3 separate regions of the Homo sapiens genome follow, and regions 1 and 3 are each linked to region 2. A link is a contact called in ENCODE Hi-C or POLR2A ChIA-PET data. All regions are on one chromosome and are shown on one strand. Each heading gives the region's core, a stretch centred on a gene start or an enhancer-like site at or near the end of the contact. The rest is flanking DNA. Distances are from core to core; before and after follow the strand shown. Region 1 overlaps TCF4 (transcription factor 4). Region 2 overlaps LINC03069 (long intergenic non-protein coding RNA 3069). Region 3 overlaps TCF4 (transcription factor 4).

Evidence for each region. Hi-C counts contacts between places; a loop is a spot of excess contacts on that map. ChIA-PET counts read pairs that join two places held with the same protein, here RNA polymerase II (POLR2A). Pooled maps may share reads with other maps.
Region 1: a loop to region 2 is called in a pooled map of heart right ventricle, with 3 times the contacts of the local background. The contact joins two enhancer-like sites. A Hi-C loop is called at or near these places in 1 of 168 maps with a recorded cell type or tissue (endothelial cell of umbilical vein) and 3 of 50 pooled maps.
Region 3: a loop to region 2 is called in a pooled map, with 10 times the contacts of the local background. The contact joins two enhancer-like sites. A Hi-C loop is called at or near these places in 1 of 168 maps with a recorded cell type or tissue (endothelial cell of umbilical vein) and 2 of 50 pooled maps. POLR2A ChIA-PET finds 5 or more read pairs at or near these places in 1 of 52 experiments (A673).

Annotation. Positions count from the first base shown.
Region 1 is chr18:55,513,861-55,518,099 of GRCh38, reverse strand. All of the region lies in intron 3 of TCF4 (transcription factor 4), which reads left to right. Among named protein-coding and RNA genes, the nearest start is that of MIR4529, 37 kb to the right of the region's middle. Within about 2 kb of position 2,684, at least 3 of the 41 ENCODE cell types and tissues checked have a DNase peak (open chromatin) inside an H3K27ac peak, as active enhancers do; they include endothelial cell of umbilical vein, where a contact is called at or near this core.
Region 2 is chr18:56,081,786-56,085,510 of GRCh38, reverse strand. The region is part of intron 3 of LINC03069 (long intergenic non-protein coding RNA 3069); the gene reads left to right. All of the region lies in intron 2 of LINC01905 (long intergenic non-protein coding RNA 1905), which reads right to left. LINC01539 (long intergenic non-protein coding RNA 1539) reads left to right here. Exons shown (of 9, transcript NR_040026.1): 8 at 122-306; 9 at 1,561-2,155. Among named protein-coding and RNA genes, the nearest start is that of LINC01905, 41 kb to the right of the region's middle. Within about 2 kb of position 2,355, at least 7 of the 41 ENCODE cell types and tissues checked have a DNase peak (open chromatin) inside an H3K27ac peak, as active enhancers do; they include endothelial cell of umbilical vein, where a contact is called at or near this core.
Region 3 is chr18:55,335,885-55,339,887 of GRCh38, reverse strand. The region is part of intron 8 of TCF4 (transcription factor 4); the gene reads left to right. Among named protein-coding and RNA genes, the nearest start is that of TCF4-AS1, 110 kb to the left of the region's middle. Within about 2 kb of position 1,652, at least 16 of the 41 ENCODE cell types and tissues checked have a DNase peak (open chromatin) inside an H3K27ac peak, as active enhancers do; they include endothelial cell of umbilical vein, where a contact is called at or near this core.

The DNA of each region.
Region 1 (4,239 bases), core at 1,435-3,934, 570 kb after region 2:
CATTCAAGGTGTTTCAATAAGTACTTAACGGTAGGCCATTAATTCATGTAATCATTTAGGATAAATGATGGGCAGAAAAGTTACTGTGCAAAAAGTATTATTTGGAGAATAATGGATATATGAAAACTTACATAAATGATTATTTATTGTAATTTTTGTTACTTTCAATTTCTTGGTCATGGCAAAAATTGAAATGCAAGGTCAAACAGAAGAGAGATGGAGAAAGCTCTAACCAGCAAGGGCCTGGACTCTCACACTTCCCTGATTGGAGCTGCTGTGTGTGTCTGAGGAGTCACCATTGCTTTACTGCTTATACCTAAACAGAAGTATATGTAGCTTTGCTTGCACTGAGGATGTTTATAAATCCTCTGGGTTTTACATTTGATTTACTTTCTTCCTCAGCCTTCCCATCTCATTTGAAGACACCTTTAGTTTTTTCATTTCTCAGACTTAACCTCTAGGGAATTATTCATATCTCCATTTTCTCTTATATTGTACATTTAAAGTCTTCCTAAATGTTGTTAGCTTATATTTATTATCTATCGCTGCATAGCAAACATTCCCCAAACTTAGTGATTTAAAACAATAACCATTTTATTGGCACACAAATCTGTATGTAGTTTACCTGCTTGGACTGAGCTCAGCCAGTTGGTTCTCTTGTTGATGTCAATGGTGGTCACTCATGAGGATACAGTCTGATGGCGGGTGGACAGGAGGGCCTGGTTGGTTTAGGGAGCCATCAACTGAATTGGCTCACTTCTGTTCCATGTGGTTTAGGCCTCCAGAGGATAGCTCAGGGTTCTTCACATCATGGTAGAAAATCACCCAGCCGCACAAAAGAGCAAGATCAAATGAGTAAGCACTTTTTAAGTCTCTGCTTACATCATGCTTGCAGATACTCCATTGGTCAAAGCGTGTCATGTGGCATAGTCCAGTATCAGGGTGCTAAGAAACTCCACAAAATCATGGGTGAAGGATGGTGTTATTCATTAGGAGCTCTTATTATAACCGTTTCCCACAAGGTTCTGACTTTTAAGAATTCAACCACTTTTCCTAACCTCTGTTGCTAGGACTTTGTAGCACTCTGGTAATAGTCTGCTAACTGGACTGCCTGCTTTAGCCCTTGACCTTAGTCTGTTTTTTAATGGAGCAGTGATCTTTAAAACATAATTCAGATGTTATTCCTCCTCTTCTCAGAACACTTCATTGACCTTACACCTTATTTAGTTAAAGCCAAAGACCTTAAAATGGTATGTGGCTTCCCTGGTACCTCTGTGATATCATTTGCTTTCTCTCCCACTCTACACCAGCCACACTCTTTCTTAGTGTTCTGCAAATGCACCATGCAAGCTCCCACCTCAGGGTCTTCACATTTGTTATCCTTTCTGTTAGGAACACTTGACTCAGGTTCTCCATAGTTGGGTCCTTCATCTCTCTCTTCACTCAAATGTCATATCAGAAAGCCTTCCCTGACCACACTCTTGAAGATTACAGTCATTTCCTCTTCTAATGCTCACCATCGTGTTTCCTACTTAGTTTTTCTCCATCCAGGCCTCCGGATCACTCTCCATCCTGCTCTGTGTCTCAAGAGGCTAACCTTCTACAGTTGCATAATCAGACTGCCTTTCTCTCGTTCTCTCAGTCTTCTGGTTGGGTTCACCTAATGGGAAGCTGTAGCTTTCCCTTCATTTTGCTTATAAACCTTTAAAAAAAAACCCAAAAAACCAGACAGTATATTATTTTAGATTTAGATAAGACCAAACTAAGATTTAGTGAGCATTTTCCATGAACCAATTTCTGTGCTTTCAGATATGTCATAGAAAAAGTTAAGTGAACTGTCATCCCTGTTTAAGAGTCAGGGATACTGAGGTTGAGGTTAAATGACTTGTTCAAGGTAACAGTTAGAAAATAAACAAACAAGACTTCCAAACTCACGTCCAGTCATCTTTTCCATCTACAGCCCTGTCTCCGTAAGTCATCACTGAATGATCGCTGTTACACACACCTTTGGAATTTGTCTTTTATCACATACACACCACCACCACCATTTTCTGGAAACTTCTTTTAAACCCAATCTGACTTTTTAATCAAGTCTATATTTGCTAGTCTCAATAGCTGTTACCTTCATCCTCTTACATCTAAGGGCATGTTCACCAGGAGTCTTTCTCCGGAATCACCAACCTCCTCTTCTCTCCTGACTCTTCAGCATTTTAATATGCTCATTTCTCCTATCTTAAAATTAAAGATGGATTTTTAAATTTAAAGATGAATTTAAATACGCCCACCCCCCTCCAAATTTTGAGACTAACTTTTCTCTTCATTTTGTTCTGTCCTTTTCAAGCCAAGTTTTCTCACACGACATTCTGTATATAATGTGCCATGATCTGGCTTCTTTCCACAACACTCTCTGAAGATTCCACCTCAAAACGTCATCAGTAGCATGTGTGATTGGCTTTGACCTTTCTACTGCTTTACCTCTTTGAAGCGTTGGACTTTGGAACACAGCCTTCTTCTATACCTCCTACTCTCTTTCAAAACTCAGCTCATGTCTACCTCTTCATGGGAGTTTTTCTTAACACAGAAGACTGATCTGATTGTCCCTCCAGCTTGTCCTCTTGTATGCTGGGGCATATGCCAGCAATCACAGCTGCTGAGATGCTTAGTCTTCCTGACGGAACTGTAGTTTTTGGAGTGGTCAGGATCATGTCTTCAGAACTTGCACCCCAGCCATGTGTCTGCACGTAGTTCAGTGACCAGAACATAGTCAACACTCAGTACATGCCTGATGAATGAACAAATGAGTGTGACCATACTTAACTTGGTGAGGCCATTTTTTTCCGTGAGTTTTATACTCTGGGTTGTTTTCCTACCTTGGATTCTCTGACTTTTTTCTCTCTCATCTACTTGCCTGACTTTCTTAGGTCTTTTAACTTTGTTTCTCCATCTTTACATTAAGTGTTGGGATACAGGGCTGAACAAGAACAGGTAACTGTCTTATGGCTTTACGTTTATGTGTTTTCCTCTGAAATTAGGCAAATTTCCTAATCTTGCTGAAGTTATTTTCATCCTTAAGAAAGTAATATTATAGGTCTTTATAGAGTGGGGCAGGATCAAATGAGCATGTTTATTAATTGCTTAGCATTATGCCTGGCACAAATTCAATTACCATTATATGGTAATAATTTTAATAGTAATAAACCATATATTACACATGTATTATTCATAATCAGATGATGTATGCATTATATAAAAATTGTACTATTCTATAAATATTGTAAAAAAAGAGTAAATAATATACATCAATTGCTTTGTGCATCCATATATTTTTACGTGTGCTCCTTTTATTAAATCATATGTTTTTCCTCAGTTTATTGGTTGCTTTTTACTTACCAAAAGCTTCTGTCCAAAAAAAATCAAATGCTGCGGCTGCCCTGAGCAGAGTTCACCTTGGAAGAGGCTTTAATTGTGATGAACCTGTAAGAACAAAGTTTAAGAATTGAGATAATCAGCAGCTGTGTATTTCTTTAAATTTTTATATTTAATGATTTATTTGAATTAACTGTTACCACGTTTACATCTTCTAGATTAGTTTTTAGGCCTTTACTTTTCCTTGGCTGTGGGTACTGACCAGCATGGTGGTAGGTATGATTGGGGTGTGTGTGTGTGTGTGTGTGTGTGTGTGTGTGTGTGTGTGCATGGATAGATGTGTGTGTATGCTCATGGATGTGCATGTGCATGCATGAATGCATAATATTTCAAACACATGCTCAGTGATTGAGTCACTGTCAGGAAGTAAACTTGGAGACCATGTTGCTCGATGCCACAATAGTCCTGTTATTGCATTGTCACCACAGGATGCCATTAAAATAGGTATGAAGAATGTCAGTGTTCATTAATTTGGTTCTCTTCAGAGAACATTAGCCATGGGGAAAAGATACAGTAGAAATCTGAGAAGAGATGGAAGATAGGAGAGAAACCTGGCTTTTGAAGAATGATCTTTGATCTTTCAGAAGAGGAATACATGTCAAGAGCTTATCTATGTGAAAGAATTTACATGCAAAGCAAATCAAGAACATAGATTTTGCTTATCTTTATAGATTATAGTTTCATCTTAGATGGCAAAGAAAAGCCAGGCTTCTCTATACAAAGGGATTTGCATGTTTATGATAACTCAATTAGCCTTAACAGAGACTACCAGTATATGCTGGCTGTCTGGCCTCAAACTTTAATGCATATGTA
Region 2 (3,725 bases), core at 1,106-3,605:
CCTCTTGACTAGGGGAAGGTGCATTGTGCATTTCAAAAGCCTGCCTAGCCCGGGGAGATAAGGGGGTCGTTTTATCTCTTTGCATTTCATTTTACTCATCTGTAAATCAAATTTCCCTCAGTGTCTTCCAGAGTCCTCACGAGTATCAGAGAAGGCATAATCTGTACACGTGGCTTCATTTAAAATGAAAATATCAAGCAGTGTCATTTTCACAAGTATCCCCACACTGTCTGAGGCTGAAAAGAAGAGTGTAGCTATGCACACTGCAGTGAGAAGAAAATTTCAGCTCAATTGGAGGATGTAAAGGTACAAGTAAGGTTTCAGCAGAAGCGCTCATGAACCCCACATGAAGTCTTTCTTCTTTCTTAGCTCATACCCCCTTTAATGCATGGATGCTGGCTTAACTTTATCAGGAGTCAGAATAGGCTTCTGTGTGTATTCTTGACTAGAAGTAAAACAAATATTTTCTTTCTAAAGTTATTGAGTCCCATTGATCTATGTGAAATTTCACCATTAGATAGTCATTCCTTTTGCTTGAAGGCTTTGGGACTGCAGAAATTCCTGATTAAAAATTAAACCTTTCTATGGTTCACGAGCAAAATAATTAATCGCCTAAATGACAATTAGGTCATTCTATAATTGAATAAAATTCCAATGATACACAAACAGTAAGTTCAATTGGGAACCATGGGTAAGATTCACAGTGTACAGCATGATCTGGAGAGACAAGCTTGGTTGGGGGTCTAAGTAAAGCATGAAATACAGTCGGGAGGGTCACAGAAAAGCATCGAAGACAACTCTTAGCCACTTGTAAAATTTTGCAAGAAGTTGCAATACTCCAGAATAATCACAATCTTTTCATACAGTGCTTCCCAGTTTATAACATGTTATTCTATTTAACACTCCCAGCATCCCTTGGGGTAGATATTTCTGGAGGAGGAAACTAAGGAGAGAAGGGATGTGACTCGACCGAGGTCACCCACTGTGAAATGGCAGGTCATACAACTCCTGAGCCCTTCTGAATCAACCACACTTTCTTCCCAGGCAGATGGGCTCATTCTCAGTGCCCAGATCTGAGCTCAACCATTCTCTCTCTGGAAAAAGACATCTCATGCCACTTTTGACACATGTCAGGGAACACAGAGATACATCAAAGAATACATTCTGGCTTTAATGCCTACCAGTGAAATAAAAGACTGGAGATGTGGCTGCGTGTGGTACAGGCACACACACCACAATGCACACACAGCACACATACAGGATCACTGGGAAGAGTGTCTGTTCTAGGTTCATAATTCAACCAAAATGTATCAGTGATTAAAGCAATTGAGCTTTGCTCCCATCTCTGATTTCGCCTTGACTTTCAGTCCTCTGCTTCTTTCTCCTTTTCTCCCCGCCCACTTTTTAGTGGCCTTTGTTCTTCGTTCCTGAGCCATCTGGTTGCAAAGTATGGTAGGAGCACAGTGCAGCAGGCACATGAAAAAGCAGTACAAAAAAAAAAAATAGTAGGAGTGAAAACAAAAGACATGAAGATCCTGAATTTTTAATTTCTCTTTTCAGATTGAAATACCACTGCTCCTAGTTCTGATGCAAAATTGAAAAGAGTGCACTGGGTCTTCAAATGGCATATTGACAAGGAGAAAGAGGAAAGGATGCCCCAGGACAGCCTGGGGGTCAAGGCTGGGCTCAGGCATGCCTGGACAAGCCATGCAAGTTGTCTCCGGACTTGAACCACGTATCAGAGGAGCTATTTGAGGAGCCACATCAGCATACCTGCTTCTGTGGGCCCCCAGGCTGTGGTGCTCAGCCCTTGCACTATGAAACATTTTTTTTTTCCAGAAGCCAAAGCTTTGAGCATCTCCTCCCATGTAGAGAGTGTATATGTTTACGTCCATGTCTTTCGCCATGTGAACGCATGCAACCACCACCTCAAATATCATAAATCCTCTCTCTCCCCCTTTCTGTCTGCCTGTTTATCTACAATCTGTCTATTTAAATTCTTTTTAAACAAGAAGGGAATATCTTTATGCCTGTTTGTAGGGATATTCTACATCCATCTGTTATTTACATCATTCGTTTTCCTGAGGTGTCTCCAACAAATCCTGGCTGGATGCACTGTATGTGTTATTAATAAAACAGCTGTAAAAATATTAACTGTACGGCCTAATTGTCAGCCCTGATTGGGAGCCAAGTTTATCCCCGGACGGATGCGGAGACTCAGAATTTGGGCTTCCATCCAGATCTGACCCTTGCAGCTCACTTTACATTTGATTCTTTGACCATTTAAGCTGTTCTGGCTTCTTTTTCCTCCCAGGGATCTGTGCACATCCGGCCTCCTGGCCTCCTGGCTCCTTCAGGTGGCGCTGGTCCAGCTTCCTGAATGTTCATGGCCAGGCCTTTCTCCTCCTCCCCCTACTTTTGTTAAACTTAACAGCCATATGCTATAGAATCACCTTCCAGTAACTTAAAAGATGAGTAGAAATATTGTCAGCATTGCCTCTCTCTGCACACTGGTAGGAAATAGCATTTGGAGAGTCTGCATTGGAAAACACATCTCTATTAAAAGCATTGGGTTAGGATACCAGAAAACCCAGAGTGATTGGCTGCAAAGTGATACTTCCTTAGTATCTGGAATCAGATCAATCTTTCAGCCAAACCTTCTGGATAGGGAAGATAAATGAAGAGGTGATAATACATTTTATTTTTAATGAAGTGCTCAAAATAAACCAAATGAGGGCAGAAGTTGGCAAATGAGGCATTTTTTTACTGTGCCCTCCTTGGGATAGTTGGATTAACCCTGACTGGCTTATACCTAAGTGAGGCTGAAGTGTTTACTGTGGGGCAAGACTGGGAGGACAGACATTGCATAGAAAAAAACTTGATTCTGCCAGTATCCAGAAAGCCTTGGCGTCGTCTGCATCTAATTCTTAGGTGATTTCATAGAAGAACGTCCTTAGGTAGGGTGGTATGATGGTTTGCTTCATTACACATGAAATACATAAATTATCTGCCAACATTTCATAGGCCAAAACATTAATGACACCATTCAAGCTCTTAGTCCCAGTAACATTTAACATGGCTGTGATTAGCTGTCAAAAAGTTGGATAAGATTTGATGCTTTATGTTTGTTTGTTTTTTTTCTCTACTGCGACTTTCTTCATGATTGCAATATTCCACTCCAGTGAAGGGTTTTGGAAATTTTACAGGATTGGCCTTTGATTTTGCTTATTTTTTTAGGAAGATTCCAAGCAGGCTCTCCTGCCATAGAAGATTACCTCTCATATTCTCTTAACCTCACATTTTCCAGGCCATCACTGCAAATGTTTCCAAAAAGACTGCTTGTCCTGGGGTCACCATTCCAATTCTCATAACCATTAGTATTGACAATCTGGTAGGACACTAATTGTTTGTTTGACTTTCACATTTTTAAACAATCACTTGTAAGGGGAACCCATATTTTTGTCTCTAACAGAAGTGATGAAAATTTAAAAAGAGAAACCAAAAACTTCAAATTACCAGTCCTTAAAAGAAACTGCAGCAGGATGTCAATGAAATCATCAAATACACTGCTGGAGAGCTGACCTCAACAGAAAATTTAACACTCCACTATCTTGCTTGAAAAATACAGATGTTTTTTATACATGGTCAATTGCCTTCCAAAAATGTCTGCATTGTAAAATGTTTTTGTCTAACAATTGGACTAGATTAAAGTGACTTCATGGAGA
Region 3 (4,003 bases), core at 403-2,902, 740 kb after region 2:
AGGTAAAGTCAAAGAATGGCTAGATTGTAGCCTTTGACGCATTATAATGTATCTTTTCTCAGTGCCCCTGTTGAATTCACAAAAGAAAAGGTATTTTTGATCATCGGCTATGAGAAACTTAAAACACTTTTTTTTATATATAAAGGCTGATTTAGTTAACTCTTCTTGCATTTAAAGAAAAAAACATCTGCTGAAAGTAGGGAGGGGGGAGGTGTGAGCGGAAGCGTGGTCTCCACATTCCACAATGAATGTCTTTTCCCAGCCAATTTTAATTTGCAGAAAAACCAGGCACTGAGTTAGATTCCTCGGGAAAAGTCCCTGTTGGCTGATGAGCCCTGAACTTCTTCCGTGTACACCCTGAACAGGGACTGATGCTTCAGTTCACAGAGATAATTTTTCTCTGGAAAGCCGATAGATCCGATTTAGCCACCCCTCATTTGTAGTCATTGCCACCTTGTGGATTACAAAGGATATTGGTTTTCATCAAACTTCCATTTCGATTTGGCTTTTTATGGCAAGTACACGTTGGCAGTGGATTGCCGTGTTCCTCACCAAAAGGATCCTGGTTTGTTCAGCAACACCTCACTTCTCCACTCACAGTTCATTTATGATTCTGATGAGAGTGTTTTTTCAGGAAACACACATTTCACTTTTTGACCTAGGAGCATCTGTTAGAATTTTTTTTTAATACTACTTTGGCATTCTGAAAGTGTTAATGTCTTTCATATCTGTTTAATGCTATTTAGGGATATTTATGATCACCTCTTGGTTACTCAGGGTAAAGTGTGTCGCAATTTTTTTTAAACAGACAGGAAAGCATTCACATGAGGAAACAGATTGCTTTAAACATGTGCTTCCTGTGACAGTAAAAAGAACAAATTAGATTTAACACTGTGTAATGAATGCATAAATGTGTACATTTAAGCTTTTAAAAGCTTTATGTTCAGTTCTGGTCACAACAAAAATTGAGTCACCTGTAAAAATTAAAGATGCCCAGGGTACTCTCAGACTTTTGAAATGCCCAGCAATTGCAGTCCTCACCTGACGATGCCTCGTTGGAATTATAAAAAGCATGATCTATTAGTGCTGGAGAGAACTAGAACATTACAAGGCACATTCAGAGGTTAAACCAGGTTACAGTCAGATTCCGTACATTTAGCAAATAAATCAGAATTTGTTGTGGGGGGGAGAATACTTCACTCTCATCTTCCTCCCTAAGAATCAATGAAAAAATCAATTTTCGGGAACCCCATATATTCCTCTGTCTTTCATGAAAGAAAAAGAAGGAAACCTGATGTTTACTTACTAGCATTTACTACAATTTAATTATATAAGAAAATGACTCTTTTTCTTATGTAATTCAGTTTGTGTTTTGTATGCTGGCAGGGAGTGAATAGAATCTGAGTTAATATTTCCAGTTAGACTAGAGTGTGGAATTGGAGGGCCTGAATCCTCTCCCCGGAAGAAGAGGCACTCATGGCCATTTCTGTCTGAGCCTGCGGATAGTGCCTCTCCGTCCCCTGTGCTTTCAAAGCTAAGGATTTGTGGCACGCTTGCCATCTCTCTGGCCAAGGAGGGCCAGGAGAGAGTCCCTCGGGGGAGGGCACATAGTTTGAGGACATCTGACTCTCTTCTATCACATACTGAGGTACTAATATCAAAACAGACTGCTTGTCGTCGCACGGTGGGGCAGTGCTTTTTTTGGCTGCCGTGGTCGAAATGAAATGGGCAAGCTGTAGTCCGCTTGGCATCAGAATGGGCTAAGGGAAGCAGGGAAATCAGAGTCAGACTGTGAATGCAAGTCACAGCCAATGGTTAACTTCCTTTTTGTGTGTCACTTGGCAGCAGCGAGACTGATGGTGATTTTTTTTTTTAACATGGGTGAGAGTTCAGTGCCCTAGGAAGAGCCGTAGATGCTGTTATTGTGCTTCCTCATACAGTTGACTTGTGTTGATTTCTTGAGGCCAGTACAGCTGTTCCAAGAGCCAGCTCCAGGAGCTTTGTGTGTATGTACATGGCCATCGGACGTCGGATGAAAAAGGTAAACAGATGAGAGGTGATCCATACAAAATCTCACTGCTGATCACTAGGCAGTCTTAGGGGAATCAGGTTCTGGCATAAGGCAATAATACCAAAGAATAATATATAGTGCACTTGAAGGGATACTCCCTTGTATACAGACACCCAAAGATATTTTTAAATTATCACCACTCCGCACCCCTCATCTCACATACAGGATTCAAATCAATTTTGGACTGTCTGGAAAATGTAGGACTAAAATAGCCAGATTGAATTCAGATAAAATTACCTTCTGCTTTTTTGGGAGGTTGTTGCTTTTTGGTTAGCCACATTATTTTCTTTGAAGATTCATTTGGAAGAGAGTTTGGTAGAATTTCTAGCCTCTCTCAAGATTTTCCTCCCATTTCTCTGTTTGCAAAGAGCTGTTCCCCAAAGGCAAAAAGAGCGAGTTGCCATCTTGAGCGAATTGTATGTTTAGTGAACACCAAATGGTCTCAGAGTTACCCTAAATTTTCATTATATCTGGTTGCTTTCAAATACTATTTATTCCCCTCAAAACTCCTAACCATTTATATAAGATATCAGTAAGATGACCAACTTCTGACAACCCAAAAGCAGGGAAGGAAGCTTAGAAATAGAATACCATTTGTCTGGTAATTAGAGTGTATCTCTTAAGAGTTCGAGAGAATTCTGATTAACCTTTCTGTTCCCACATTCTCACGTAAAATTAGCACACCTTTTAAATTATTATCTAGTATTTAAACACATATTTTTGAGTCTTCTTAATGCAACAGGTTCTGGGGACACTAAAAGTGTGTTATAGTTTTCTAAAAAACTTCATTTTTCTTACATTTTAAATGTTCTGTTTGTGCAAAATTTCGAGAATCACCATAAGGGCTTCTTTGCATTTTTAATTTAGTAACTAACATATGAATAAATTTGCATATTAATTAGTTGCAGATTAAATCATGCATACATAATTGCCTCCTTACTGTGTTTAATGTTTGTCAAAATCTCCAGCCTGGTTTGATGGATGTCGTATGAAAGATTACAATTTGATGTACCCTTGGAAGTATTTACACCAATAATGCAAGATTCTTAATAGCAGAATTTTCTAGTTATATACAGTTACTAATAAACATGTAAGATAGGTACATGTCCCTTTGACTAAAATTTTTTTCTTTGCACCAAATCATTTACTATTCATAATCATTAATGCATCTCCTAATTATACAGCATATGTCTGTTAACCCTTTCATTGCTGGCCTTCAAATGGTAGCTTCTTTCTTTTTCTTGCCCCCTAAAGAAAGCAAAATTGTTTGATAATACTCTGAAATTACTCGATTGCCTTTTATTTATTTCTCTCCTAGTATATGGACAAACCTCATTTGCCATTTATTTTAACATACAATAGATAATTATATGATCATTTTGTATTTTCTAGTTAAAGATCATAAAATGACCCACGTGCACATGGTTAGTAGCTGATGGGCTTTTGCCTTTCTTTTACCAATGCTGAAAAAAATTGAAATATTTCAGATACTTCATATAGTAGTAAAAAAAAATGTATACACAGACATACTCTCTATTTAGGAGGGTAATTGTAGAATAAGTAAAAGTATTAAAATTATATTTAAATTCATTTTGAATATTGAAATGCATTTAATGTATCATGATCAAACATAGGATGGAAATGTGATTTTTTTTATTAGAATTGAGATCTCTGAAGTAGAAACTGACAAGAGAATAGATGCTCTTGATTTGACATAATTTTAAAATGCCAATAAATGTTTTCTCAAATTTCTTCAGGTATTTAATTTTTTAAGTTTTATCTTACTCATATAAAAAGTAGACCAACTGGCTTTTTTTTTTCCTTTTTACTATTTTGATGTCTAAGCTGCTTATCACACTGTATTACCCTGCATTAATGAGTATTCCTACTGTGCAAAATTCTATCAAAAATGATGGTGTGAATGTCATTTTT